2 separate regions of the Homo sapiens genome follow, and region 1 is linked to region 2. A link is a loop called in an ENCODE intact Hi-C map of the cell type or tissue named here. Cell type or tissue: MCF 10A. All regions are shown on one strand. Links, peaks and the distances in the headings refer to the core of each region. The heading gives the core; the rest is flanking DNA.

Region 1 (16,123 bases), core at 3,015-11,014, 170 kb after region 2:
TTCATGAAGCTCTCCCCACGTACCCTAGACTTCATAACAAACATTATTAATCAGCCAGGGCCGTCCTGCCCTGCCCCACCCCACCCCACTCCCAGTCTAGAGTGAGTCCCAGCAGCCTTCCCACCAGACAATCCTGACATCCACTGCCAATCTGTGCTGAGCATCCAAGACGACATTTATTCAAGCTGTGTTTCTTCCACAGAACCATTAGTAAAAGCAGGCTAGTTACTTTCTAATACTTGTCTGCAAAATATGTGTGTAAAACTGATGGGCTTTCCACCTGCCTTTCCAGCCTCGAAAACGAAATCAGAAGTCTTCGAGACATGAAAATCAATTAATACTGTGATGGGCTGGTCAAATTACTCCTTCTAATGTGCGTATCCTTAAGTACCATCCACTTTTACATCTAAAAAATTCACTGCGTTGAGTGTTTCTATCAAGACTTTGGCTCTCTTCACCGTAATCCATCAGAATGATAAAAATCCATTTTCAAAATTTAGAGTCCAGCCTGGCAATCCTATGCCTGGGAACTCATCCCATAGGAATAAAAGCTTCAGACTGGACATGCGAACAAGGATGTTATTGCATCACTATCTGTGGCCGGGATGGGAGTGGAGGGAGAAACCTTTCGAAACTAAGTGAATGTCCCTCAATAAGTTCCATCTGGGAAATGACTGCATGGTCACAGTATGTTCTCAGTGTGGAAAACCATACTACAATACAGAACAGCATGCGTAGAATGATTCCATGTTTTATTAGGTGAAACTACTGAAAAAAGAATCTCAAAAACCTTTAGTCCATTCACGCTGCGATCCCAAAATAGTATAACTTAGGTGGCTTATGAGTAACAAATTTATTTCTCACAGTTCTGGGGGCTGGAAGTTCAAGATAAAGGGGCCAGTAGATGTGGTGTTGGGTAAGGGTCCACTCTGGCTCATAGATGGCACCTGCTTGTGGGCTCCTCACATGGTAAAATGGATAACGGTCTCTCTTGGGTCTGTTTTATAAAGGCACTAAACCCATTCATGGGGATTAGTACCCTCCGCCCCCAGGACCTTATCATGTCCTAAAGGTCCTGCTTTGTAGTACCGTCACGACCTTGAGGATTAGGATTTTAACCTGTGAATTTTGGGGGGATGCAAACTTTCTAACCATAGCACACCCTAAATATGCATCTGTGTATGTCTATATATCCATATGTAATATATATATATATATTTCATAGATGTATAATATAAATGAAGAAAAAAATTAGAAGGAAACACATTAGACTGTTAACATGTTTTACCTTCCATGGAAAGGTCTGACGTGGGAAGAGGGTAGAGGAAGAAACTAAGCCAAAATGTGATCAAAATGATGGCCGTGAAGATGACTATTACCAGAGCAACATGCTTACTGCCTTCAGGAAAGCAATCGGAGCAAGCTCTGTGGCCCTCATTGGGTTCTAGGCACTCCGCAAGTCCTTTAACACACAAAACCCTTTTAATCTTCACAGCTGGGTAAGGCAGGTAACATCAAGAGCCTCGTTTTAGAGATGAGATCCCTGAGGCCGGGGGCCACAAGTCACCTGCACAAAAGCCACACAGCTAATAGACGGAGCCAACTGGCCCCACTTCAAAGACTATACATCCATCTATAGCTGTCTCATGTATAAGATTAAATTAGAAAAACAGCTAAACAAAAACTAGACCTATCCACTTGCCAGTAGGTGAGAAATCAGCTCAGAAGACAGTAAACAAGCAAGTTTTTTTCTGTAAGCTGCCTTTTCCTATACTTCAGAAGACCACAGCTATGAACCATAACACCCGTGAGTACCAAAGAACACATGTGGATGTCGCAGGTTAAGGGCTGAAAGGTCATTTTATGCACAGTGAAATCACAGGCAATCCATTTCTCTACCACCCAGCTAAAGGAAATCCCTGTCTTGAAGCCAGACACCTCCTAGGAAGCTGGCCTTGTTCTGGTGCCATTGGGACCTTCTCTGTGTGGCTGCCCACTGGTTCCCCAGGACCTTGCATGGTGGCTGCTGAACAATCGGCATTCAATAAAAAGTTCTTAAATAAATGAAATCTAGATGCCCAGTAAATACATGTTGCTAAGGCTAAAATTATAAGTTTCCATTGTGTAGAAATGGACAAAAGTACTCCTAAGGGAGCTGTGAGTATGTTATATAAAGATAACATTTATGGGCCAGGCGTGGTCACTCACGTCTGTAATCCCAGCAATTTGGGAGGCCGAGGCGGACAGATCACTTGAGGTCAGGAGTTCACGACCAACCTGGCCAACATGGTGAAATCCCATCTCTAATATAAAATACAAAAATTAGCCAGGTGCCTATAGTCCCAGCTACTCGGGAGGCTGAGGCAGGAGAATCACTTGATCCCAGGAGGCGGAGGCTGCGGTGAGTTGAGATCACGCCACTGCACTTCAGCCTGGGTGACAGAGCAAGACTCCATCTCAAAAAACAAACAAACAAAAAATAACATTAATAATAATAATAACAAAAACAGCAACAACTACCACATATTAAGCCCCAACTTAAAAAGCACAGTGATAGACTCTGTAGGTACATATTTCATGTGACTCTTATGAAAATACTGGAGAGCACATACTGCCGTTCTGATCCAACAGATGGGGAAACTGAAGCTCCAAGCATCTAATTACCAAGCTCAAAGACATAGGAAGGTGGGGGCTGGAATACAAACCAAGGACTGTTACTTCTCTTTTCAGTCCATCTCTGTGGTCCACACATATCTGCCACTCACTAGTAAAGAAAAGACTAAAGGATGAGGTGTCCTGGTTCTTCATTTAAAGTTACACATTCAGAGTAAAAAAAAAAAAAAAAAAAAAAAATAGGTTGTGTAACATCATTCTTTTTTTTTTTCACTTCTTGTTATATAAAACGACATCACTCTTAATCCAGAAGGAAATAAACCTCAAAGCCAAGGTAAACAGCTCCATAACGTGACATGTGTTTAGTTTAAGACCCGTCCCAACATGAAGTCAACGCATGCCCTTTCCATCCTCACCACCTCGCGCTTCCACCAGACATGGATTGCGGGGAGCGCTGAGGACTTTTGACAGATGTGGCGACGCAGAGGGATACTTCAGTTTCCACCCTCTCCGGACCACAATATGACAGTTACAGAATTCAAATCCATTTGTATCCCCTGTTGAATCCCACATAATTCAGTAGACATTCATTAGGATGCCATAATGATATCACACAGCCATAAATACATATGCGAAGCGTCGAACAAGACATTCATATTTAAACATAGCTGGAAATAATTTCAGTTCTGGTGATTTTCAATTGCTCATTCTATTACTTTTCTGTGGATGCTTCAAATGTCAAAATATAGGAGAGAACCAAGAATAAAGGGGTGGGTGGGTGGGTGTGTGTGACAGTTCCTAGTTTAGCAAGAAAAGGCATTTGGGTACCAAGTTACATCTGACAAATATTTTGTTTCAGGAAAAGGTAACTTAATAATAGATGATAAGCTCCTTGATATGTCAATTGCAGAAAAATCATTCACACTCCTATAAAATGCACTGTAAGATTTTAGTATTCTCAGATACCTGCTTCATATTTGAAGGATGGCTGCCCCGATTTCATAAATAAAAAACACATGGAAGACTTTTTCATAAAACTTTAAAAACTATATAAAGCAAACAAATAATGCAGTTAAAATTAAAACCACTTGAAATTCACTATTTTCAAGGAGGAGGAAAAATGATTTCTCGGGAAACAGACCCAAGTCTCCAAAAAGGTACAGACATGAGGTAACACCAATAATAATAATGTTAATCTTGATCTTTTTCTTACAGTTCTCAACTGCAGACAGAATCACACAGTTTGGCTTCAGCCTCAATGATGTGTCCATTAACACCTCTCTTCTCTTAGTAGTTTTCAGGTACCTTGCCACGGATTTTTGAATTATTTAAATGGAAGGAGCATTAGGAAACCCTCGCGTTTAAATTATGCTAAGTAAGGATCATTTCAGCTGGACTTTTGCCTGTGCAAAAGTATATACCCTGCAGGCACGTGTGAAGGGTACAGAGGAATAGGAGGAGACAATACACGTGCAAAATGGAGAACGATGGCTGGGGAACAAAATTGTAGAAACAGGCCAAGTATGCATGATATTTTAAAGATTCCAACATCACAGAGGAAATCTGAGTTCAGATATTTGAAGAGATGATGTCAATTTTCTAAAATGTTTCCAAATGTCTGGAAAGCTCTGAGCATGGGAATTAAAAATGAATAGAAATCTAGCTACCATAAATAACAGAATATCTGTAGTATGGAATATTACACAACTATTAGAAGAAGTGGGTTCTCTCTTTAACTGTTGACCTGGAGGTATGTTTGTGACCGTCCAGGGAAAACCAAGCAAAGAGCAGCAGGCATAACAGGACAGTGTTCTTGTAAAAGCCAACAGCAAACCCTCCCTGCATTTGGCATAGATGTCTGTTTAAGGATGGAAGAGCTCAGAGAAGAGTGTGAAGGACTCCCGGGGCGCTGTCAGCTGTGGTCTTGGGCAGCAGGTACTTCTGGCCTGGGCACTGCGGAAAGAAAGGGGCACGCCAAGAACTATTTTTCTTGCTATTCATTTGCACGGTTTCAATAATTGGGATGAGCACATGCTACTCTCTTAATCTGTGAGAAAACCTTAAAGAGAGGGAGCAGGGAAGGGGAGAGAAGAGAAAAGGGGGACAAGGGGGGATGGAAGGAGAGAGACTGATTGATTGACTGATTGACTGAGAGACAAATGAAACCTAACAACACGTAACAAAATTTCACATGGGCCAAAGATGTTCACCTTCAGGTGTCTTTCTACCTTGCCAGACTGCCAAGATTGGAGAATGTTATTGCTTTTTTTAACTGAAGGTGCTGACTTATTGGAAGAAGACCCTGTACCCTCCGCTAAGTTACCTTTGCAGAAGAAACTGTTGCAGAAGTGCTGAACACGCAGACCTAGGGCAACGGGCAACGCGCAGTCTGGCAGGTGAAAAGGCAGGTGTGGAAGGGAGCGGCTGCGAGGAGAGGCCGGCAAGAAAGCTGACGGAAGCTTTCCATCTCACCTAGGCATCCGGCCTGGCTCTGCACAGAGATAGCTATGTGATGCCCGGATGGTTCCACCAGACGTTTCTAAAAACGTTCATAGACAACATGCAAGTCACCTACCTCTTCTTGCACACTTCCGGGGAAATGACCAGTACACCAAGCAAACCATTAGAAATAAATAAAAAGAGCTGGTGTCTCATCTCAGTGTGCCTCTCAAACACAGATATGCCATTTAATTCCTTAAGTGTTAGTTAAGTAACTACGATGAGCTTAGCTGTACGCAGAGTCTGAAATTACATCTTCAATTCCCTCCACACACGAGATCTATTTTTTTCTCATTAGAAAAGTAACAAAATCATTTCAGAAAATAGTCAGCTATGGAATAGTATTTTTTTGTTTGTTTTATTTTCTGTTTCTGAGACAGGGTCTCGCTCTGTCGCCTAGGCTGGAGTGCAGTGACACGATCTCGGTTCACTGTAACCTCCGCCTCCCGGGTTCAAGTGATTCTCCTGCCTCAGCCTCCTGAGTAGCTGCAATTACAGGCGTGAACCACCAGGTTCAGCTAATTTTTTTTTGTATTTTTAGTAGAGGTGGGGTTTTGCCACACTGGCCAGACTGGTCTTGATGTCCTGACTTCAGGTGATCCACCTGCCTCGGCCTCCCCAAGTGCTGGGATTATAGCCATGAGCCTCAAAAACGCCTGTGATTCTCAAAACACAGACCATGGCCATCTTGCTACCTGATATATGAAACTTCACTTTATGGGGCTGTATTCCCAGCACTCAAATAGTGAGTGGCACATAATAGATAATTCATTGGTCTTTTCTGAGAGAAGGGAGGCAGACAAATTATAGTAACATTATTTATGTATATCTATTTTCAATGCCTGTGTGTTTATATAGCCAGAAAACCACCCTGTACATACTGTTTTTAAACTGCTTATTCCACTTAATAATAAATTGCCAGCCTTTTGCCAACACTAAATGCATTTTTTAAATGCATCAAGAAACTCTTGCTATCTTGCCCTGGGACAGGTAAGGAAATCTGGTACACTTATCGGTCAAGGAAGCTGTTATCAGCACCAAGAGCTCAGAGGAAAGGCAATGATGCCTATCTAAGTGTACCAGGGCCGCAGATTAGGACCACTTCACCTTTGCTAACTTTTTAGCTCACTGCACTGCTTTTACCTCCACACATGGAAAATGTATCTATCCTTTGTCAAGCAAACTAATAGTGAAAACCTGCCAAGGAGAAAAATTTCATGGACCTAATAGTGAACTCACAAGCTGTTTTCAAGCAGTTGTACATGCACACACTCAATGGCAGCTGTTGCACATAATTAATGTGCTTATTATACATAATTATCTAATTACTAAAGGAGGGAGTCAAAGCAAGTGTGGGAGGAAAGATATTAAAATCTGCTCTTTTTAGAATGTTCTATAACATAGACTAGGTTGCTGTATCTGAAAGTCACTCTCTAAGTTTTTTTCTGACGTCTGAAGCCTCTATAGAGAAAGTCTTTCTAAATGCTTGAGCAGTATTTATGGGGTTGGCTGATTTTGAGTCATTCTATTAACAGAATAGGTTTCTCAATAAATACTATATAAAGAAAATTGTGACATACAACTATTCTTTCGCAACACTGTGTGAACCAGGACTTGTAACAGACACCTGCAAGGGAAGAGTTTCCCAATGGATGTTCCCAAGAAGACTGTCATACAAAGTGATACAAGTGGGGGGGGGGGGAGTGGGAACTGTAATATAAATTTAGAAAACACTGTTTTTCGACCAAGTGTTCCCTGTAAGGTTGATTCCAAGACGTGTAAAGTATGCAGGTGGATGGTAAGTGGTGACGTAAGTTTGGAAAATACTATTCGCTCCCCTTCTTAGAGGGGTATATGAGACATTTACATACAAAGGCTCTGATAAGTATTGTATTTCTCAAATATTAATAGTTTTGACACAGAATCCTTTTACACCACCTCTGTATATTTGTAAGTATCAGTGGGACTCACAGGCAATTTGTATTGGAGGACAGGCTAATATTTTACTATTTCCCCTGGATCATTCCTTCACCAAAAGGTTAACTTTCATGTTGAATTGAACCCAAGGTGGAATTCAACCCAAAAGCAACCATCATACAGTAAGATACATGAAAAGCTAAAGCAAACTCTACCCATTGAAGGAGTCTCAAGGAATGTCATTTTCCAGTGATTCCTAGCCTCACTGATTCCCCCACCAGGGCAGTGGATACCCTATCTCAATCATTATTTCCTACGACCCAATAATTACATCTTTTATCAAATGTTGCCCATACCCTCTCTTGAGAATATTCAAGCTCCTACAAATTCCACATCTGAAAAGAGAGCCTCCTACTTACATAGAAGAGATAATTTAGCATCTTTGAAGTATAATTTATTTTATTAATTTGTCAATTCATATCCTGTCTCCTTCCAAAAATGATTTGAGGCATTTGTTTTAATGCTATCATCAAAATTCAATGGGCCATGACCAACGGAGAGAATGAAAATACAAACCAGTTGGAATCTCCAAAGGCACATGTTCATTACGTTTACTACTTAACTTTAACTTTTAATCTCGGGCCATAAAAATTGTCCTAATGAAAGGTCCACAAATATCTCCTAAATGTGCAAAGCAGCAGCTGTGATGACCCACAGCATATGCAGGGCTCTTTTCACTAATGGGCCTTCCTGCCTGGGACTGCCTGAAAAGTAAGACTGGGTAACACGCAGATCCAGATTCTTCCAAAGTGATTCCAATGGGAGGGCTGCATTCGGAAGCAAAGGGACTGCTCTGTTTCTGTTTTTAAATTCAATTTCAAAGCAATGCAACAGTAACCTTCATTGATTTACAAGCCAGTCAAGCTTATTTTAGCATCACTAGTGCAAGTACTTGTGAAAAAATTAATTATTTACCACATATACATAATAACATGAAAACCTGCGAAATGAGTCTCATTGAAGTCCCACCCAGAAATCTTTCTCATCCTTTAAGGCTCCGCACATAGTAGGGGACTCAAGTCCTATTTGCTGAATGAACAAATGAACTCACTCCACTTGAGTATTGCTTTTTTAAAAATTCCATTTCTAATCATGCATTCAATGCTAAGTAAATACAATTAATTGCCCAATAATTTAAAGTGATAAAATGGGTTTTGGTGAACACGTTTAATTCTACTCAACACATTTTTAAAATCAGAAACACTCAAAACTCAGTATTATTTTTCCCTCAAACCTCTTACAAATTGAATTCTGGAAATAAATATACTTTTAAAAGTATATTATCATCATAGTGCATTTCTGCATGAACAATCCATAAGAGTAATTGCTTTTATAATGTGATCCATAAATGCAAATTTACAGGAACCAGCAATTGATAATATTAAATATCGGGAGTTTCTTCTCCATGTATATGGCTTTTTCCTTTTCTGTAATACACCATTCTGAGGAAACACCACAGGGCTGCTATACTTGATCACACAATCTTTATCATTATTTTTCCAGCGTTTTAAAATTAAGTGCAAGTTGCATTGCTAAGTTTAGAATCTTGGATGGAATAACTTGTGTTTGAAGCCAGTGTCTCTAAAACCCTTTATTTCTGATGCCCAGCAAGTTTGATACAACTTCTTTTCATATGTAAAGTGGATCTATGAGATGCTATCTTACCCATTCAACGCAGAAGAATGTGTAAACAGAAGTAGCTGGGTATTTTAGCAGTAAACGGATAATGTCATAAACAGCATGTTGTATTTAATATTCAGATCAAGACATCTCTGTCTCATTCCAGCAGACCCTTCTGACAAAAGCCATCCCATGTCTGCCAGAAGTATCGAGTCCAGCTGAGGACAAATTTCAAGATGAACCTGAAATCAATTTGCCATCAAATTTTCATGCCTCTCCCAGACTATCTGTGGCATTTTATTAGCAGCACCCTAGGCGGGGGGTACTACAGATATTGACACTTAGCTCCTACAATAAACTTTATTGGCAACCTCTGTCTGAATGCAGTACTCAACGAGAATAACAAGAAATATATTGGGAGATGTAAGTGAGGACGTGCTGTAATCACTCGAATCCATTTTGTTCAAAGGGCCTGGGCATTTCTTAGGCAACAGGCTTGGGGGCAACAGGCCTGCCCTCTGAAGTACTACTGACCTTCACATTCAACGTGCCTGCAACGTGCATGGGATTGCAAAATGTCATCTTGTTCCCTTTTTGTTTTCAGCTGGACGTTTCTGGTGTGCATTATTTCAGAGTTCTCAAAATATTTCAAATCCTTCGTCAACGGTCATAGTGTCTGGACCGAAGGCATCCCTGTGAACTCCGCTAAAAGGCTTGACGGAAGGGAAAAGACATGGTGACTAATTGTACTAGGAGGTGATGTGTGCGCTGGGGAGGGGGAGGTAACCAGCTGCTTTTACATTAATGACAGCCGTCTTCTGCCTTTTCCCGATTTTTGTACAGGCGGTTGCAAGGGCTGTAAATATCAGAAAGGGGAGGACCTGCAATTTGCTAATCATAAAGGACTTTTGCTCTCTGAAAACACCCTGGGACTATAAACACGCAGTATGAACCAGGCACGCTGAGCAGCCCACTATGCCAGGTGGCTTTGCTGCTGGACACGTGGGGTAGGCACATGTCATCTTGCTCCCCTCAATGGTGATATCAGATGGAAACAACACATACAACCAACAAGCACCATCTTTGTGGCTTTGCGACTCTGTGCCAGGCACCGAAGCAGGTGCATTGCACAGGTCATGCATCCTCAAACATCCTTGAAAGTTAGCAGCTGATGGAAGTGAATCCACTGCTGTGGTAAATGTTTAACAAACACTCCTGCCAAAATGAAAGGGTGTGTGTGAATATACACACATATGTTTATCATACATTTTACTGATACGAAGGATCTGTAGCACACAATTTACAAATAAAAATAAACAACATTCTTTATTGTAAATCCCACAGAGCCAATTGATTCTCACTCAATGCTTTCATGGATTTGTGCCCAACTCTTGTATCCATAGCTAAATTATGGTTGCAGTTGATGAGAAAGTGCAGTTACATGTAAGTATTGCTTGATACTTTTCAGTTAATCAGAAAGATGAAAGTGGCCGGCACGGTGGCTCACGACTGTAATCCCAGCACTTTGGGAGGTGAGGCAGGTGGATCACTTGAGGTCAGGAGTTTGAGACCATACTGGCCAACCAATCAAAAGGGTGAAACTCCATCTCTACTAAAAATACAAAAATTAGCTGTGCATGGTGGTGGGTGTCTATAATCCCAGGTACTTGGGAAGCGGAGGCAGGAGAATCAGTTGAACTCAGGAGGCGGAGCTTGCGGTGAGTGGAGATCGCGCCACCTCTAGCATGGTCAACAGAGCAAGACTCCATCTCCAAAAAAAGAAGGATGAAAGTGAAACAATAAAGACAGACATATTTTGATACATCACTCACTCTTCAAGGGCATAAGTGACTCCTAAGTAACTTCTTTACTAATACACTGAAGGAATATTTCCGAGAGAGACAGACAGACAGACAGACAGACAGACAGACAGACTTGGAGACAGGATCTCTCTTTGTTGCCCAGGCCAGAGAGCAGTGGCACAATCATGGCTCGCTGCAGCATCCCCAGAAGCTGGGACTACAGGCATGTGCCACCATGCCAGCTAATTTTTCTTTCTTTTTTTTTTTTTTTTTAAAGAGATGAGGTCTCACTATGTTGCCTGGGCTGGTTTCCAACTCCCAGGCTCAAGTGATCCTCCTGCCTCGGCCTCCCAAAGTGCTGAATTTGTGAGCCACACGGCTTCCTCAATTTTTTATACTATTCATAATGTAATGGTTTATAGGCACTGTACGCTTCAATTTAATCTGCATTATTAACATTGCAATCACTTTCTAAGTCAAGACAATATAAACAAAACAGTGAAGGCTTGATCAGTAGTTTTTGCCTGTTTCCGTGGTGTAAATAGTCCTGCCATCGCTGCTTTTCAGCACCCAAGTTGGTATCCCTGAATGCAGGGCTGGGAAGCATTGCACACTGGCAGAGCGTCTGCAAATACTCCACCGTATAGACACAACAGACGTAGATAACCGCAAAAGCACAGCTAATAGTCACATGCGGTAAAATGGCTACGGAGTATTGAGGTGCGATTATTATTATTATTATATTATTTTTTTTTTTTTGAGACTGAGTCTCGCTCTGTCACCAATGCTGGAATGCAGTGGTGCAAACTCAGCTCACTGCAGCCTCCGCCTCCCGGGTTCAAGCGAGTTCCTGCCTCAGCTACCTAAGTAGCTAGGACTACAGGTGCTGGCCATCACGCTCGGCTAACTTTTGTATTTTTTAGTAGAGACAGGGTTTTGCCATGTTGGCCAGGCTGGTCTTGAATTTCTGACCTCAGGTGATCTGCCTGCCTTGGCCTCCCAAAGGGCTGGGATTACAGGCGTGAACCACCATGCCCGGCAAGCTTCAATTATTAATTGAATAACTTTGTCATTGTCCTGTCCTGTTCTACACGAAGGGAGGGCCTCACTGCACACTGGAAACAGTGCCCACTGTGCAAGGGCAGGCAGGTGTGCACGCACACACACATACGTGTCTACAAAGCCACACATGCACGCCTTTAACGGGAGATCCTGCTGGCGAAATCTCGTTATTTGCCTAGAGAGGATACTTTTGAACAGCCAGCCAATACATGATGCAGATGTAACAGCAGAAGATAATTAAATATCTGCATTCCTGAAAAGAGTTGGTAGGTTTGACAGAGACCAAGGAGAGAGAGGAAACAGTAATCACCCCTTCTGACCAGGGGCACCCCAGCCACCAGATCAGCCCTGTGGAGAGACATCGGCTGCAGGCATAGTGCTCAGATCTGCAGATCCCGGCATTCACGCTCTGCTTCCCAACTCTTTCTCCATGACCACCAGCGTTTCTTCTGTTGCTTTGAAATGGAGGGCACCATCAGCTTTCAACTACTTATCAAAAATGAGCAACATCATTGTGCTCTGAATCATTTGCTGTAATTTCTCAGGCAAAACCTGGTTTGAGAAATAAAACCTAAGAATAGGGACTGGGTGTGAGGTCTAGAGAACACTCCGACATCAAGGCCAGGCTGGCCAACCCTGTTCTGCAGAGCAATTAGCTACGTCTTGCAGCTAGATGGCTGTGTTGTTTTTGTTTACAGGTGTCCAATCTTTTAGCTTCCCTGGGCCACAGTGGAGGAAGAATTGTCTTCGGCCACGCATAAACTACACTAACACTAACAATAGCTGATGAGCGTTAAAAAAAAAAAAAAAAAAAAAAAAAAAAAAGGCCGGGCGCAGTGGCTCACGCCTATAATCCCAGCACTTTGGGTGGCTGAGGCAGGAGGATCACCTGAGATCAGGAGTTCAAGACCAGCCCGGCCAACATGGCGAAACCCTGTCTCTACTAAAAAAATACAAAAATTAGCAAAGCTTGGTGGTGGGCACCTGTAATCTCAACTACTAGGGAGATTGAGACACGGAGAATTGCTTGAACCTGGGAGGCAGAGGATGCAGTGAGCTAAGATCATGCCACTACACTCCAGCCTGAGTGACAGAGCAAGACTCCGTCACACACACACACACACACACACACACACACGCACGCAACCAAAAATCAAAAAACACCACAGTCCATGCATAAAAGGTCCGTGCATAAAAATCCTGATGTTCTAAGAAAGTTTACAAATACGTATGGGGCCACATTCAAAGCTGTCCTGGGCCACATGCGACCCGGGGGCCATGGGTTGGACAAGCTTGTCTGAACAGGTGCGAATTCGGAGGATCTTTCACGCCTTATTAATCAAGGCAGGATGCTGAGAATGGCTCTGCGCTCAGCACACGGCACAGTAAGACTGTGTTTCCTCCTCTACCATATTATAATTCAAGCAAATCCTCAACAGGTAAGAACGCATGCCAAGAGGTGCAATGCTGATCTGGCTGGAGACGGGACCAAGGCATTTCTCAAAGAATGTCGAGTATGGGGGTGATATGTGTGTGACACTGATGTTGCATGCCTGCTTACTCAAGGATAAGATGCCTAATAGGACATGCAGTGGGTCTCTCTGCGTGTATTTTCAAAACATAAAAACACAGGCAGCTTTTTATGGACCAACCGGAGTGGAAGTATTCTAAAGTGTTACCCAGAAATGCCAGAGCTGTAAAATGACTGAGATATAAACTAGAATATTCTATCACTTCTCAGCAACATTGTTTGTTTCCTTTTGACTTTTTATTTTTATCCCAAGGGTCAGTTGCTTAAAATAAGCATTGATGTTTCCTAGGCACAATTTACATTTTGAATGTGAAGTCCAATCTATGGTTCTTGGCTGGGGAAAAAAATTCTTATTTACGTTTATATATTACTGCTAATCTTGTCTTTAAATATAGTCAGCACACAGAAATCACTCATGTTCTGTCTCCTCAATAGACTCCTGATTCTTTTCATTTGTTCTCTGTTGGTTGAATGAATAGAAGAACACTATCAAAGTCTATCACTTTATTTGGGATGATGTTGCTCCTGCTAGAAAGATCTTGCTTCTCCTCCAGGGTTTATGACAACAGCACAGGTTAGAAGGGACCCTGAGGTCGTGCACGGTGGCTCACGCCTGTGATCCCAGCACCCTGGGCAGCTGAGGTGGGAGGATCACTTGAGGTCAGGAGTTCAAGACCAATATGGCCAACATGGTGAAATCCCGTCTCTACTAAAAATACAAAAAATTAGCCAGGCGTGGTGGTAGGTGCCTGTAGTTCCAGCTACTTGGGAGGCTGAGGCAGGAGAATCACTTAAACCTGGAGCCAGAGGTTGCAGGGAGCATACAGAGATTGTTCCACTGCACTACAGCCTGGACAACAGAGCAAGACTCTGTACAAAAAAAAAAAAAAAAAAAAAAAAAAAAAAAAACACACAAAAAGGTAGAGATCTTGAGCCTGAAAAGAACTCAAGTATAGCAATGACCAGACCTTGGGTAGGTAATAATTAATCACCACAGAACTTTGAACAGCCTCCACTCCAAAGCTCTTCCCACTTAGGGGATTCTGTGTCCCTGCATCCAGAAAAGGGACAGATATAGAAAGGGAGGATGCGGTCTCACCGGGCCATAAACATGTGAGTGGGCGGAGGCAGTCTTGGAGACTCTGAATATACCTTCCGGGGGTGGAGGGAGTCAAAGGAATGCTCAGGCTCTCTTTCGTTTTTCTTCTCTGTCTTGGGTAAAAATGACGTGTTATAAGCACTCGAGCTCTGCTCTTCATTTTTATAGAGTGGCTAAGTCACTGACCAGATTCGTTTCCGAAGCAAAAGCGATATAGAGTGTCAGCACGCGCCAAAAACACGCTTGGACTCTTGGCCAGGAGAACACAGCCTGTGTGTCCACAGGGAGAACGAAGAGGCCAAGTTATGTTTGGAGGGCTGCCTCCGATTTCTGGTGCAGTCTTTTCACGTCCACAGAAGTCACTACCCAAAAAACTCGAAGCCTGTCCTCCCCTTCTCCAGGCAGCCCCTGCTGGCCAAGCGAGGAGCTCTTGGACGCAGACCAATCCGATACTCAGCAGAAGATCCAGGGGTGCAAGGGTCGGGAAGGGGCTGACGGGGAATGGTGTGTCTTCTTGCCGGATCATTTCTCTCCTCTGGCGTTCAGCCAAGGAAATGCGGTTTGCAGAGCCAACCGGGTCCTTCTCTCTCCAAATCACATTGCTCATGATTAGGGAGAGAAAGGCCGAATCTTCCTCCATGGCCCTGGAGTCCTCTCCACCCACTCTCTCTACAGAATCAGATCATCTGGGTAATTTTTAAAGTGTAGTATGTGGGCCAGCTGGAACTAGTTGCCTCTTCCTGGCCAAATGCTTGGGGTTTCTTCCAGCCTTAAGCCTGCATGCTCCCTGTGCTAGGGAGAGCAGAGAGGCATGGCCAGGACTGGGAATGAGGGTGTTGCTAGCCAGACTTCCCAGCAACTTCCTGAGTTTGGAGCAAGCCAGAAGCGTGATTTTTTGGTGAGGCTGGCTGGCCCCAAGAGGTAGGGCACTGGGCGCTGTAGCCCAGCACTTCTCTAGAGCCCAGCAGAGTCTAGGTATCCAGTGCTTGAACAGTCTCCCTGGGCTGCCCAGGCCAAATCTAGGTACGAAGCGTTAAAAAAGTAAGATGATTTTCAGGGAGAAACAGATTGGCTTTCTCCAGTCTCTTCCATCTCAGAGTGTCCTGAGCCCCACTCAGAGGGCCTGGTGGACCCGAACTTTATTCTAGAAACTAGGCTAGTTAAAGAAGGCATTGTCAAGCCAGAAGCTGCCTCGGAGTCTTGGCAAGTGTATTAACTCAGTATGAAATAATATAAACAGAAAAGAACAATATTCTGTTTTCTCACTCCAGGCATTCTAGAGGCTGACGATTAGAATTCATTTGGGATGGGCCACAGCTTTCAAAAGTAAGTTCTGTGTATTTAAAAGATCTTTAGATTTGAAGTTCTGAAGAGTGGGGGCTGCCTGGTGTGAACGCTCTAAACCCTATTGTGCTTCGGCGGCTCAGAAAAATTCAGGAACAATAATATCCCTTAGAGGAGGAGAAGGAACTGTGTGAAATACACCATTTATCTCCTTTCGTGCACAAAGGCATATACATAAGCATATACAAAAACACATCAATTTATACATTCTTTTCCGGGGAGTCCTGCAACGTTTCCCAGTCATTATTTATATTAATTAATGTGGGTTTGGTTTCGAAACTGCTCAGATTAAGAACTCGAGATATTCTAGAAAGTAAATAATCCAGCTGTTGCCTACCACAGAGAGCCCTGAGCACGGATGCATAAGCTCTGGATTTGGCATGTAAACGGGGAGGCTTCATGCGTCCGTGGCGTGGTTCCAAGCCCCATGACCAGCCTCACTTTTGCAATTGAGAAACTGGAATTAATTCTCCCATCCTCCCCGATGCACAGAGATGTGTTCAGGATAAACCGAGTCATATTTCATAAGTTCTGGGTGCTAAAGGGGAAAGAAAGATAGTATTACGAAGACACTGG
Region 2 (16,123 bases), core at 3,262-11,261:
GTATTAGTCCGTTTTCACGCTGCTGATAAAGACATACCTGAGACTGGGAAGAAAAAGAGGTTTAACTGGACTTACAGTTCCACATGGCTGGGGAGGCCTCAGAAACATGGTGGTAGGCAAAAGGCACTTCTTACATGGCAGTGGCAAGAGAAAATGAGGAAGAAGCAAAAGCGGAAACTCCTGATACACCCATCAGATCTCATGAGACTTATTCACTATTATGAGAATAGCATGGGAAAGGCTGGGCCCCATGATTCAATTACCTCCCCCTGGGTCCCTCCCACAACATGTGGGAATTCTGGCAGATACAATTCAAGTTGAGATTTGGGTGGGGACACATCCAAACCATATCACTCACCTATAAACTGGGAGCTAATAGTAACTCTCTCCTACAGGGATACTGCAAGGGTAGAGAGAGACAGTGCTTTATTATTTTTTTCCTTTTGGAGACACGGTCTTGTCCTGTTGCCCAGGCTGGAGTACAGTGGCAGCAACACGGCTCACTGCACTCTCAACCTCCTAGGCTCAAACAATTTCCTTGCCTCAGACTCCCAGTTAGCTGGGACTTCAGGTGCACACCACTATACCCAGATAATTTTTTTTATTTTTTGTAGAGACAGGATCTCACGTTGTTGCCCAGACTGGTCTCGAACTCCTAGGCTCTAACCATCCTCCCACTTCAGCCTACTTCAGCCTCCCAAAGTGTGGAGATTACAGGTGTGAACCACCATGCCCAGCCAGATGTTTTCTAAAGCACCCTGTAGGCCAACTTAGGAGATTTCCTTTCTGTCACCTTTGTCATAAGATAAAGCTATGTTGAAAATGAAATAATTGTAAATCTTTTACAAGGTAAGAACTCACCAAAGTCACTGACAATCAGAAGTGACCTCCTTCTACCAGGCAGTCTGAAACCTGGAATCACAAACAAGAGAAGCATAGCTAAAATTCTAGGCGCTGGACCTACATCTATTCTCTTATCGCACAAACACTGGGGGAAATACTGTGCTTTTGCTTTTATGAACTTCTAAAGCAATAACGACTGGTATTCAAAGCACTCTTACTTTCAAAAAGAAGTCATTAATACATTTTATGAAGTCAGAACTCATTAGTGAAGATGTATCGAGTATGTCTGCTTAGTGGAGATTATCAAAGGGGGTCTACGAATGGCGTTGGACATATAGATTGAGGCCTGGTTTCACAAATGGATAAACACTACAGAAACCTCAACACAAAGGCTTCGGCCACCTGCAATATTTGAAAACCCCCAGGTATTGATACGGTGCTAAGAGACAACATCAAGCCATCCTGGGTAGGCTGCTGGAGCTCTTGAAACATACGCATATGCCATTCATTTTACTGAACGGTTTATATAGAATCACTGGCAGTGCTTAAATAATTCAGGGACTTAATGGTAGAAGTTTATTCATACATGCATCCAGGCTGTGACTGGAAAGCACCCAGATGGAGGGACAAGACAAAGAACCAGGTTGGGAGTATCCTTCTGAGTTTGCAACTGTGAATATATTCATGTGTGTGCCCTATTTCCACCAAATGCTTTCATGTCTTCATTCAATAAACATTTCTTCTTCTTTTTTTAATTTTCAGACAGGGTCTCATTCTGTCGCCCAGGCTGCAGTACAGTGTCACGATCATGGCCCACTGCAGCCTTGACGTCCAGGGCCCAAGCAATCCTCCCATCTCAGCTTCCTGAGTAGCTAGGAATACAGGTGAATGCCTCCGCACCTGGCTAAGTTTGTTTATTTTTTGTAGATACGGGGTCTCACTGTGCTGCCCAGGGCAGTCTTGAACAATTCAGCTCAAGCAATCGTTCTGACTCAGCCTTCCAGAGTGCTGGGGTTACAGGCATGAGCCACCACGCCTGGCCAACAAACATTATTTATGTGTTCACCATGTGCACTATATCCGGCCCTACACAACACATGGTCCTCAAAAAGTTGGCAGTGTGGAGGGGGGGTTGTTAAAAAGTTATCCTGGCCGGGCTCGGTGGCTCACACCTGTAATCCCAGCACTTTGGGAGCCCAAAATGGATGGATCACCTGAGGTCAGGAGATCGAGACCAGCCTGGTCAACATGGTGAAACCGCATCTCTACTAAAAATACAAAAATTGGCTGGGCATGGGGGCGGGCACCTGTAATCCCAGCTACTCAGGAGGCTGAGGTAGGAGAATCATTTGAGCCTGCGAGGCAGAGGTTGCAGTGAGCCAAGATTGCATCACTGCACTGCAGCCTGGGCAACAGAGTGAGACCCTGTCTCCAAAAAAACACACAAAAAAAACAAAAAACAAAGTTACCTTGACATTTGTTAAAATGGTAAGGAAGACTTTATGCAGGATTATTTCAACAGGGGTCAAGGCTGTTGCAATAGGGGAGAGAGATAGGGCTCAACTCCAAATATAATAAAGACAGCTGGAGATTTATAGTCAAGGAACAGAGTAGCAGGGGAGTGGGAGGGTCAGTGGATGCAAATTACTACAAGGAACCACAAGGGTAGGAGTATTCCAACTTAACCAAGTTAGCAGGATTTTTGCTGAAGGCAGGCAAGGGTGATCAGACATGAAGGGTGAAGGGATTCTCTCTAGACTGACTTAGAATGACTCTTACAAAGACTGGACTATGAAGATCCAGCAAGGAGAGAGGAGCAAGGTCAAGGTCTAGTTGAGAAGTGGGCTCTGAGGAGCTGAGCTAAAGTTTGGTCAAGGATTCTTTGCCAGAGGGAAAAGGGAAGACAGAAGTTGCCCCAGAACATTATGGGACTCAGCCAGAGTTTCTTAAAGAGATATGATGTCTGGGGTGTTTAGAGAGCATGAGCAGGACTAAGCAAAGAGAAAAATACAAGGCGTGCAGACAGCATGTGTGTGCAAAGCACAGTTTGGCAACCTTCCAATGGTGACGTATGGCTTGAACAGCATTTCTCAACAAGGTCACTACTGCCATTTTGGGCTGAATCATTCTTTGTTGGTGGGGTGGAAGTAGAGGGTGGGAGTCCTGTGTGTTTGGAGATGTTCTGCAGCATCCCTGACTGTATTAGTCTGTTCTCATGCCACTAATAAAGACATATGCAAGCCTGGGTAATTTATACAGCAAAGAGATTTAACTGACTCACAATTTGGCATGGCTGTGGAGGTCTCAGGAAACTTACAATCATGGTGGAAGGGAAAGCAAACATGTCTTTCTTCAAACGGCAGCAGGAAGGAGAGGTGCCAAGCAAAGGAGGAAAAGCATCGTATAAAACCATCAAATCTTGTGAGAACTCACTCCCTACCATGAAAACATCATGGGGGTAACTGCACACATGATTCAATCACCTCCCACTGGGTCCCTCCCATGACACGTGGGGATTATGAGAACTACAACTCAAGATGAGATTTGGGTGGGGACACAGCCGAACCCTATCACTAACCCCTACCCACCAGATGCCAGGAGCACTCTCCCTCAATCCCTTGCCCCTTCCCCAAGTTGTGACAATTAAAAATGCCTCAGACATTATCAATTATCCCTTGGGGGAAAATTTGCCCCGGTAGAGAAGCAGTGGCTGGAAGGATGGCTGCAAAACTCCTGCAGGATGGAGGGGGACAGTTGTCTCCGCTGAGGAGGGCACCTGTCCTGGGGTGTAAAGGTGATATAATGAAGGCAAAAGTTTCTATTCTCTCAATATGGTGGGTTAATATGCAATAGAGAGAGGAAAAATAGAAAGAAGTGAATGAGACTTAGTGCATCAGGACCTGAAAAAGTAGGATTTGTCAGGATCTTTTTTTTTTTTTTTAAAGTAACTGATATAGTGACTCATCATGAATGATCTCGTGAATTTTCTCTCAGAAAATTTTCCTATTTCTGATTAAGATCTAAGGATAAAGACGATGCAACAAGAAATAAAACCAAGCTTTCTACAACTTAAATAAATCACTGCGTTTCAAAACATTTGGACATCTTGTCACTTTTATCTACACAATAAGGCCTCACATTTTTTTTTTCTAGCTTATATTTGAAATGCATTTCTATTGCAGAAAACTTTAAGATATATAGAAATAATAACCATTCCTGGTCTGTGAATTTGAATTGTGGCCTGTGACATTCTAAGAAGATTTCAAAAATTATTTACTAATTTAAATAACTCCTGTTTCGGCAGCAATTGGCAGCAAACCAAGTAGCAAGTTCATTTGTACCACACTAGATCTGACCTCACTTGCATTTTCTTTTTCATTTCTAGCACAATTAGCAAAAGAAAGGGAGTGGGCCATTTAACATGCGTTTCTAGCTAATTTTTAATCTGTTCTAATGCATGAATTTAAAAACGCCTACTTGAGAGCTTCAGGGATTACTAAATAATAAGCCCTAAAGGTTCCAAAATCTGGTTAATAGTCAGACCTGGAGAATATGAAATACAGTGTTAATTTAGAATAACATAATGCCTAAAAATGAAGCAAGTTAGATCTAATTGAGCTATGAACTGCTTGCCTAGTACTGTGTAATAGAGGCTGTGCTAACCAAGGGTTCCTGAGCTATAGATAACCATTACTCTTAGAAAATATGTTTATTGGGGTCTCTCTCTCTTCATTACCCAACCTCATAAAGTATATGTCTGCGTATTCCGATAAAACATAGAATGGCAAGGCAGAGTCACAATTAGGACGCCCTGAGAAGCTGCATCATAAAATGGTGTCTGTCTCCAAATGATTGTTCACTTAACCGTGATAAATATTTATCAGCATGCAATAGAACAAATCCTTCAACAATCTCAGGCCACACTGAAAATGAAGGACTTTCGCATTTTCGATTCTCTTCTTTCGATAGGTACAATGCTTTAATCTAAAATGTAATTTGATGAGATTTTGATTTTAAATTAGAATTACGACATGGAGATGTTAAGAACATATTGGGTTCATATTTCCAATATCTACTTAAAGCAACTTGGATTTACTGTTATATCATGAACAGAGACAAGAGAACTGTGTTGAACAGTGTAAATATGAAACACTGCTAATTTGGGTGGTTATTCAATGTATAACCTTTTATGTCATCAGTACTCTCATTGGAAAAAAAAATGTGTTTTAAATGATAAAATAAAGATGAAAATAAACTCCTTAATGATCCCTACTCTCTTGTTGGCCATGATGTGCCAACTGGGGAAACATAAGGAAAACTGAGATATAGATCGTGATGTTCCACTTAACTTGCAAGGCACAAGCCTTAGCTGCTTGGATATGGAAACTGTTTATTACTATGTGGCTTCATGCACAGTCAACAGAAAAATGCCTTTTGAAAAGAAGAACACTGCCTTCCTGGGTGAGTTTCGAAAACGAAGCCTGTCTCCTGGCCAGAGAAAACAGTTTCTGCAAGTCAACTCTGTCTCTGTTAGATAGCTACAGAAGGCATATGGAGTGCAGGGTGGAGTTGCTTATAAACATAAATGCCTACTGGGCCTTTCCTAAAACAACTGGATTCCCGGAAAAATGTCCTTATCATTGGTTCTCAAACTGGAGGACTTCCGAAAAAACAAATTAAAACAGGAGTTCCTCCAAAAACACAAATAGCTGGGCCCACTCCCCTTTAGTGTTTCTTATTCAGGATTTCTGGGGTGAAAACAGAAAATATGCATTTCTAACAGATTTCTTTTTTTTTTTTGACAGGGAGTCTCGCTCTGTCCCCCAGGCTGGAGTACAGTGGCACCATCTCTGCTAACTGCAAACTCCACCTCCCGGGTTGACACCATTCTCCTGCCTCGGCCTCCCGACTAGCTGGGACTACAGGCGCCCGCCACCACGCCTGGCTAATTTTTTGTATTTTTAGTAGAGGCGGGGTTTCACCGACTTAGCCAGGATGGTCTGGATCTCCTGACCTCGTGATCCGCCCGCCTCGGCCTCCCAAAGTCCTGGGATTACAGGCCTGAGCCACCGCGCCTGGCCTTCTAACAGATTTCTGAGTGATGCTGGTGTTGCTGGCCTGGGAGCCACACTTTGAGAACCAGATTCCTATAGCCAAAGAAGGATCCAGAAGGAAAAAACTTCCAGTGAACATCTGGTCCTGACTGTATGAATGTCTTTCCCCAATCTATAGATCCCAAATCTACTTGCACTTTCTTTTCCTTTTATCTCATTCTCTTTATTTCTTCCTTTCCTGCCCTTTTGTTTTATTTCCATTTCAAATTCCCTATTTCTATTTCTCTTCCCATTCCCCGTGGGTCCATGTCTCTCCTCCCTCCCTACCCACCTCTCTTTTTTCTTTTTCTTTTTTGTTTTTTTTCCTCTCTCTCTCTTTCCCTTTCTTGGCCCTGCTCTCAGATCTTTCCCTCAACAATAATCAGCCTCCCACCAGGCTCTCAACAGTGACCGAGATTACAGATACACCACACATGGGAGAAACACACAAGCCAAGATCTTACTCCTTGGCAAGCCAAATGAGGGGCAACTGTCGGAATAATTTCAAAGAGGGAGGACAGGAGTTCTGTGCTAAGCATTCAATAGCAGAAGCTTCTCTGCCTTTGCATTTAGCACCACACAAGCAAAACATATATGGCCATGTGAAATATACACAGAACAGTTATGTACGTACTGCTGGCAGATTGACTAGATTCTCAACATTAATTTTCATTTTGGGGGCTATTTTTGCATTTTAGGATACATAGTCCCCAGGTCTAGTTTTAAAATGCACTTAACTCCCATGCTAGGTGAAGATTTATAACAAAAGTGACTATTAGGAGAACATTCCCAGGTGAAGATCTACCATAGACAGACTTAGCTCTTTATGGCCTTATTGTGTCAGACTCTGAATATTAGACACATACAAAAAAAAATCACAGAATGAAAGTTATTAGGCTGCAGAATAGCTTCCCAAGGGACGTCCCCAGGCCTCATCACTTGAGTCATTAGAAACAAGACCAAACCAAACACTTGACTCTACCATTAGGGAATACTCCTGCCCTGGCTGAGGGTGGACAAGATGACCTCACAGATCTCTCCCAGTCCTCCCAGGGTCATAAAAACAGAATGGAAACTCTGACTAGACATCACGCTGCAGAGAGAAGTGGAGATACCAGTAGACTGAAAAGCAAGATCTCAGAGGGTGGACGATGTTACAGTGAACAGCACAGAGAAAAAATAATCCTGAGGATTGTGGCCAAAGGACACCCCAGAATAAAAATCACATTGAGAACACTCCCCAAAGAGGCCCACGATGCAATTTTGCAGACAGAGCTGTAAAACAACATGTGTTCACTAGTTTCTGATACATACTATGAGTGTTCCTATGCTCTGACTATAAAAGGAGTGATGAATTACAAGTGTATTTCCTGGCTCCCTCTTTTCTGAAGCTATAACTGCTTCACTGAAACATATGGGAACAAAGAGAAGCTCAACTAGGTGACAACTATGGTGCTTCCATAGTTCAGTATGATGCGTCCCACTAAAAAGTAGAGTTTAAAGCAGCTGAAACCAAGATTAACCTGGAAGAAGATAACAGGTCCCCCAACCCCATCCATGAGGGCAGAGTCCTTTCTCAGCCATTAGCAGGGACGGTGGAGTGTTCTGTGAGGTCCCACATGGCTTCTCCACCCCAGGGATGTTGCAGCTGTGAGGCACAGCCTGAGCCAGCGGGCATGCTTGCATCACATCCAGGTCCCGTAATAAATCTGAGGGAACTGCAAATGGGTGGGGTGGAGAGGAATTCTGGACTTGATCTGACTCAACACGCCACAGCTGTCATTCCAACTCACTTGGCCCTAAACTGCAAAACCAGTCATCCCTACCCACTGGCACTCCCTGCTAAGGAAAACCCTCATGGTTCATAGGTCCTTCTACTTAGGTGGGTTTTGTATTACCTGCCACCGCTCCCCTTCCCCACTCTGAGTACACCTGGACAGACCGCAGGTCCAATCATACATGAGCCAAGGGCAAATCTGTCCAGAAGTTTGCTCTGCAATCTACCAATGGGAAAGATGACTCATGCCAGTGGATTTCTGCGCTAGGGAATTGGGAAACCAACTCTAAGCCTGTTGCAGCAGGGACAGCTGATAAAAAGATGCCATGAGGTTGAGTTGAACTGCACGGCCATGAGCTAAAAAGGAAGCATGTGCGAGCCAAAACTGTGAGGGAGAAGAATGAATAAATCCAGCAGCAGCAGAATCAGCTAGTCAGAAAAAGAGAACGCCACAGTTGTGCAGGAGGGGATCGCAAGAGACAGTTACCCAAAACTGCCTCCTTTCCTCAGCTTGCCAACATTATCTCTTACAGTAAACCTTTTTCTTAGAAGAGGTGGCACAAGTAAAACTCTGTTCCTTGTGACCAAAGACGCCGAATTAAACACTCAGAAAATCTGAATTACATACATCTTGATGAGTGAGCTCTTCATGCCCTAAATCACGACTGTTGGATATTTAACTTGAAAATGCCCACAAGTCCCTGAAGACCACAACTTATCAATGGTATTGAAAACAAGAGGTGAGGCGTGGCAGCTCGTGCCTGTAATCCCAGCACTTTGGGAAGCCGAGGCAGGAGGATCACGTGAACCCAGGAGTTCAAGACCAGCCTAGGCAACAAAGCGAGACTTTGTCTCTATTTTTCATGTAATTTTTTTTTTATTATTTTTATTATTTTTTTTTGAGATAGAGTCTCCCTCTGTCAGCCAGGCTGGAGTGCAGTGGCACAACCTCGGCTCACTGCAACCTCCACCTCCCCGGTTCAAGTGATACTAGTGCCTCAGCCTCCAGAGTAGCTGGGATTACAGGCACACACCACCACGCCTAAATTTTTTTTTAATGTTTTTAGTAGAGATGGGGTTTCGCCTTGTTGCCCAGGCTGGTCTCCAACTCCTGAGCTCAGGCAATCCACCCGCCCTCCTGAGCTCAGGCAATCCACCCACCTCAGCCTCCCAAAGTGCTAAGATTACAAGTGTGAGCCACCGCGCCCACCTCCTTGTCTCTATTTTTTAAAAATAAAAATGAATTTAAAAAAAATTTTAAAGACCAAGTAACACTCAGTGTTTTCCTTACCTGCTCTTTTGGAAACTGGAAATCGATTTTAGGAATATTTCTGGGATAGAACAAAACAAGTCATCTGGAGTCAGAACCCAGGTTCTAAATGACGATCCTTCCTACCCCACCAAAGGTATCCATCACAGCAGCCTACAGATTCATTTATTGAAATCTCACATCTTAGAAGTGTTATCCTCACAGAATCATTCATTTACGCGGGGAAATCACTCACTTGGAGCTTATGATGTTTAGTCACGAAAGTATGTTTTTGCAAAACACCTACAATGCATTATCTAAAGCTGCTAAGCACCACTGTTCTATTTGCAGCAGGCATTAAGGCATTATCCTTTGTCCCATGCTGTGGACAAATGAATGGTGCAAGAAGTACTGGCTCCAAATTACCGTGAAGGGGAGAAATACCTTTCTTTAAAATTTTATTTTCATTTTTAATTTTTTAATAGGGTTGGGATCTTGCTATATTTCCCAGGCCAATCTCAAACTTCTCAAGCAATCCTTCTGCCTCAGTCTCACAGACTGCTGGGATTACAGGGGTGAACCACCACATGTGGCCTTCTTGTATCTTCAGAGACAGGGTCTCGCTCTATCACCCAGGCTGGAGTGCCATGGCATGATCGTAAGTCGTTGCAGCCTCCAACTCCTGGGCTCGTGGTATCCTCCTGCCTCAGCCTTCTGTGTAGCTGGGATTACAGGTACACGCCACCACCAGACCCGGCTAAAGGAAAAATAATTCATTGAAGACTGGTGCCAACTACCCACATGCAGAAACATTCATCCTCACTGGTACAAAAAAACTGAGCTGAAAGGTGTGAGCCATCTTTCAGTGGCTCTACTTAAACTATTAAACTACCAAGTATTTTAAACTATTAAGTTTACTAGTTTAAATAGAAGATTGTTATTTCATGACAGAAGAGTGGCATAGTGGGTTAGGCCCAATTTTCAAATATCAAGCGATTGTAGCAGATCCTGATTTGTAGGTGTAAAAAATAATTAGTAAAAATAAAATAACAGTAACACCAAAGGCCATTTGCTGAGTGTCTACAATGTCACCAGCTGCAGACTTTACATACATGCATTTTCTCAGTCGTCACAGTCATTTGGAGCATGGAGAACAACTCTTTACAAATGAAAAGACTTTTAAAAATCACTGCTCCAACTGTGGTCTGAGAGCTGTAAGCATCAGTGACATCTGGGCGCTTGCTAGAAAAGCAGACTCCTGGGCCCCAACCCAGAACTAGAGAATGAGGGGCTCTGCGGGGTGGGGCCCGAGACTTGTGTTTTTCTAACCAGCTCTCCAGCGGAGTCTCACACCAAAGTTGAAGAAAAGAAGCCCTGACTTAGAGAGTAACTTTCCAAGGCCAAATAGATAGTACGCCACAGAGTCACTGCGCACGCCTTTGTGCTGAGTATTGGAAACTGTCCCATTCACTTCAGGTAATTAACGAAGAGCTGGGCTGGGGATAATCAGGTTAACACCTGTAATTCAGGATTCCCCTGAGATCAGGAGCAGGAACTCTCAAACCTCGGTCTGTCCCTAGAGATTCTAATGGGCAGAGCCCTGTATTGCCCCTTTGCTTCTTCCCTTTTTCCTTTTTTTTTTTTTGTATATGGAGGAAATCTTGGGTGGCACGAGCCCTGTTTTTTGAAGTCATAATTAAAAGGGCTCTGATTCAAGTGTCTAGGATGTTTCCTTTATTGTTTTATAGATGAATGTGGAAAAAAAATTGACCTTTGTTTTGGTTTTTTGAGACAGAGTCTCGCTCTGTCACCCAGACTGATGTATAGTGGCAAGATCATAGCTCACTGCAGCCTCTACCTCTGGGCTCAAGCCATCCTCCCACCTCAGCCTCCCAAGTAGCTGGGACCATAGGCACATGCCACCACGTCCAGCTTATTTATTTATTTATTTATGAGACAGTCTTGCTCTGTTGCCCAGGCTGTGGCATGATCTCGGCTCAATGCAATCTCCGCCTCTCGGGTTCAAGTGATTCTCCTGCCTCAGCCTCCAAAGTAGCTGGGACTACAGGCATGCGCCACCACGCTCAACTATCTTTTGCATTTTTATTACAGATGGGGTTTCACCATGTTAGCCAGGGTGGTCTCGAACTCTCGACCTCAGGCAATGCGCCCACCTCGGCCTCCCAAAGTGCTGGGATTACAGGCGTGAGCCACTAAGTATGGCCTAAATTTTTTTAGTTTTTTGTAGACAGAGGGTCTCACTATGTTACCCAGGCTGGTCTCAAACTCCTAGGCTCAAACTTTCCTCCCACTTCATCCTCCCAAAGTGCTAGGATTACAGGCATGAGCCACCATGCCTGGCCAATAAAACTAAGCTTTAACCATCACAGCAGGTACTGTGCCCAACACTGGGCTAAGTGCTCCATACCCAAACTGTGCAATGGGACACTCTACTGTCACGGAAACGTTCTTTCTGTATGTGCTACCCACAGTGGGAGCCACTAGATGTGTCCGGATGTTTAGCACTTGTAATGTGTGAGTGAGAGATTGAATCTTTAATTTTATTTAAAATTTAATTTAGCTTGAAATGGCCCCACGTGTCCACTGGCTACCTTCAAGTATTGGATAGCCCAGCTCTACATGGCTTTTTGTTTGTTTGTTTTCTTTCCTTTGAGACAGAGTCCCTGTAGCTCAGGCCGCAGTGAAGTGGCATGATCATGCCTCTACCTCCCGGGGCTCAAGCGATCCTCCCACCTCAGCCTCCCGAGTAGCTAGGACTACAGGCACGTGACACCATGCCCAGCTAATTTTTGTAGAGATAGGTCTTTTTACGTCGTTCAGGCTGGTCTTGAACTCCTGGGCTCACGCAATCCTCCCACCTCAGCCTTCTGAGTAGCCAGGACTGCAGATGCATGCCACCACACCTGGCTAATTTTTGTATTTTCTGCAGAGACGGGTCTCGTTATGCTGCTCAGGCTGGTCTCGAACTCCTGGGCTCAAGCTATCCACCAGCCTCAGCCTCCCTCAGTGCTGGGATTACAGGCGTGAGCCGCCACGCCCAGCCTAGATACCTTTTCTTATTTAAACTTCACTCTAAGCCTGTGAGGGCTGAAGCTAATGTTATCCCTACTTTACAGATGAGAAAACTGAGGCTTGCAGAGGTAAAATAAAGAACCGATAGGAGCGCATGGAGTCAGTTAGTGGTAGGGCTGGGGTCCTAAGCCAGGTCTGCTCTGACTAGAGGATTTGCAAGGCACAAAAGCACTCAGCTGCCATTGGTTACGGAGTGTCTGGGAAGCTGCTGCTCAGAGCCCACCTAAGCAAATGCGGCAGCAATGACAGCATGGCCCCTAAAACAGTTGACTCTGAGTGTCTCTTTCTGCAGGCAGCAAGAGTGCTGCTGTTCTCTTGGCAGCCATCAATGAGAAGATGTTTGGACATTATTCTCATGTTATTAAATGTGCATTTTCCACTTAAAAATAAGGAGCTTCTGTCACAAATGATTTATATGAAAACAATACTTCTCCTGGCAAGGAAACAGGAATAGGAGCTTGTTACTGTTCCTTTCAAGAATTAAAAGAGGTGGGGAGAAAAGCCTGTGTCTGTATTATATTTATTTTTTATTTATTTACTTATGTTTTGAGATGGAGTCTCACTCTGTCACCCAGGCTGGAGTGCAGTGGTGCAATTTTGGCTCACTGCAACCTCTGCCCCCCGGGATCAAGTGACTCTCCTGCCTCAGCCTCACAAGTAGCTGGGATTACAGGCCCACACCACCATGCCTGGCTAATTTTTGTATTTTTAGCAGAGACAGGGTTTTACTGTGATGGCCAAGCTGGTCTCGAACTCCTGACCTCAGGTGATCCACCCGCCTTGGCCTCCCAAAGTGCTGGGATTACAGGCGCAACCCACTGCACCCAGCCACCTCACCCATCTTTCTACCTCTACCTCAACGCCATCATGGTAAGAAACGGGTTCTAGGATCTCGGGCACCTGTAATCTATTCTCTACCTTTCACAAAGCAGGTCACTGGGGGACACAATCCTCCCTGAATCCATCCCTAGGTCCAAGACGCTGGTGTCTCCACAGAGTAACTGCACCAGCCTCAGCTTCACCAAATGGCATCCTTGAGATTCTAGAAACAGGCTTGGCAATTGCCCCCTTCCCTGCTTTCCTGTCTCTCCACTGGGGGCAATATGGTTGTGGGAGGAAAAGGGTCTAGGGCCAGGCTGAACTGATGCCGTATGCCAGGCCCACTCTGAACAAAGTGTGCGGTGCCAGCCTGGGTAGGTGGCTTAACCTCTGTGAGCCTCAGTCGTCTCCAGAGTAAACTGGGAAGCACAGGGACTCTTTATGGAGCTGCTCTGAGAAGTCAATGAGGGGATGCATGTAAAGCACTTAACCCCAGGCCACGCACAAGAAGAGATCTGAAAAAAGGTCAGTTTCCTATCGTTCCTCCCTTCCAGCCCTCCGTCAAAATCTTGACCCTCTTTTAGGTTTATCTCAGACCCAATCTTACTCATCAAGACTTCCCTACCCTCCAAGACTCCATGTGTTTTCCTGTTTTCATATTTTACAGATCTGTACCTATGCCTATTGTAGTTCTTTATACAATTATCACATCTTGGCATGGACTCAGCTTCCTGAGCACTGGATCTCCGCCTTGCCCAGCTTTTCCTTCCAGGTTGCAACCAGCACGTGGCCCTGAACAAACAGGTGCTCAAATGTTTGTTGAATTGAGTTTCTATAAAGATTGAGGCCAAACTAAAATAATCCATTCATTCATTTATTCACTCAATATAGATAAATATTTTTAGACAGAAGGTCTCGCTCTGTTGCCCAGGCTGAAGTGCAGTGGCCCGCTCATACCCTACTGCAGCCTTGACCTCCTGGGCTCAAGCGATCCTCCTGTCTCAGCCTCCTGAGTAGCCAGGATTACAGGTGTGACCCACCACACCCAGCCCATTCACTCACTTTTCATTAAGCATGTAATCTACCAAATGCCACGTAAGGCCACTGGTACTCAGGACCCAGGAGAGACCAAGGCAGACAAAACCTTAAGCCTTCATTCACTCTCCAGTGGGGAGGGGGAGGGCAGTGAGACAATTAGCAAGTAGACAGATTAAACAGAGAAATGATGTCTGCTAAGGAGAAAAATAAAGCAGGGTAGAGATTCAGGGACGGCAGAGTTTGGAAAGAAATTTGCTATTTTAAACAGTGGCTAAGGATGTCATCCCTGAAAAGGACATATTTGGGCAAAGATTTGTAGGAGTGGAACGGGCTACTTTTTAGAAATAACATTAATTTGGAGGCAGGAAATTGTACGCCTAAGAAATGTTTGGTTCTGTACTCAGAAGGACACCATAAAGGAAATACAATGTGATGTCACTGACCACCCTCAGTTCCCATGTTTCCTCTGTTTTAATACCAGCTAGTGTTTTCTGGACATATCCTATGTGCCAGGCAGTGCCCAAATGCTTTATAGACCTGAGTTCATCACAAGAGATAAGATAGAGACCAGAGATGGAAAAAGTCACCACATGCATGCCCCAGGCAGGTATCATAAAAGGTGAAAGTCAGGTGTCCCACACTGTAAACAACATGGAGTTTTGGGGGTTGCATGTCTGAAAGGACCCATAACTATTCCTCCTAGAGCAGAGGCTGCTAATGAGTAACTGACCACAGAACAGGCTCAGGATGTTTGACCTGTGTTTTTGAAAGAAGCTGGAAATCCGAATTTTTTTTGTGAAACTTCTCAACTTGAAAACGTTGGCAAGCCATTGCAAGTTTTCAAAAACAGGATGCAGGCCAAAATTTTATTTAAACAGTGTTTTCAGGATGTATGTAATCTCAACATTGAGTTTTCAACCTCTGGCAGAGTGTACGTAATGAGTAGACAGAGAAACCAAAAACATTTGCAAGAATCCTGTCAAACAGCTGCCTGACCCCTATACCCTGAGGCCGGGTATAATTCAGGTTTGAGAAGAGCCTGATTGCCTGGGACCCCCTCATGCACCTGCCCAGGGGACAGCAAGCTTTGGGGTCTGTAAACACTGTGTCCTTATGTGTAGATGCAATATAATGCCTACGAGAATTTGAATGCAAAAACAGCTCATGGTTCATTAAAAAAAAAAAGTACGCTAGGTATTCATAAAAACTGCTTTTGTTGCTTTTTTAAATTTGCTTACGTTCTACCAATAAAAATGCATTTGGCAAAATAGTCCAGAGGAAACACCGTTTTTATTCAAAACTGTTTTTCTTCCCCTTTCACTTGATACTTCTAAATTAACTTATCAATAATGTATTAAAGTAATACTCAAAAATGGAACAATACTGCACCTTTAAGAAAATATTATTTTTCCTGAGGTCCTATCAAGGTAAAGTTCATCAGTATTCAAAGAATGAGCAAAGCACTTCAACAATTTATTTCAATAAAAGAAGACTTAGCTGAAACGAGTATAAATGATGAGAACTTGCTTTAAACTGATTTATTCCCTGCAGCAATAAAAGCAATGTTTCTTCACTCAGCTGTTTAATATGCAAATATGCAGAACATCCAGCCCCTGACAGCACATCATTAATAAAACCTTGCACTGAGCAGAGTGCCCGATATTTCATCCTGATGAAAATACATGATGATGATTTTAGACTGTAGACTTTGAGTTGGAACAATGTGCTTTCCTGGTGATGAAACCCACCAGTCACCAAAGGTGGGGGTGGGGAGCTTTTTAGGTAAGTGATCCAATTTCTGCAACAGGAACTCCCAGAGTTAAAAAAAAAAAAAAAAATAGTAAATATGGAGGGCTGTTAATAGCTCATGCTACCAAGGCCTAAGTGACAAGATCTGAATGGAGGGCAATGCAGGAACAAAAGGGGACAAAGTCTGAGACCCTCGCTTCTTTAGAGGATGGTAGCAGGTTAATTTTCTGTGTTTTGTTTCGGACTCTGTAGAGAGCATCCCGCTTCTTCTGCTTGATGGTAGCTTTATATCCAAATAGAACAAGACAGCAAGCTATAGAGAAGACACGGCGCTCAGGAATTTGAACCCTTGGGGGCTCTCAGTCTGGTTGTCTGGTTGTCTGATTACTGTCCCAGATTTGCTTATGGAGTAGTAACGTCTGGATTACTCTGAGATTCTTAAACAAGCAGCGGAGAAGAAGC

Evidence for each region. Peaks named below come from ENCODE experiments on the same cell type or tissue, not always from the same donor. Only the 100,000 strongest peaks of a DNase experiment are listed, where the experiment ranks them.
Region 1: a loop joins it to region 2, with 2.6 times the contacts of the local background. A loop is called at or near these places in 11 of 110 quality-filtered maps.

Annotation. Positions count from the first base shown.
Region 1 is chr16:78,504,586-78,520,708 of GRCh38, reverse strand. All of the region lies in intron 8 of WWOX (WW domain containing oxidoreductase), which reads right to left. Among named protein-coding and RNA genes, the nearest start is that of WWOX-AS2, 13 kb to the right of the region's middle. In MCF 10A, for the core only: no CTCF peak of the experiment used is centred there; a DNase peak (open chromatin) is centred at 6,698.
Region 2 is chr16:78,676,031-78,692,153 of GRCh38, reverse strand. The region is part of intron 8 of WWOX (WW domain containing oxidoreductase); the gene reads right to left. Among named protein-coding and RNA genes, the nearest start is that of WWOX-AS2, 180 kb to the right of the region's middle. In MCF 10A, for the core only: no CTCF peak of the experiment used is centred there; DNase peaks (open chromatin) are centred at 7,683 and 7,973.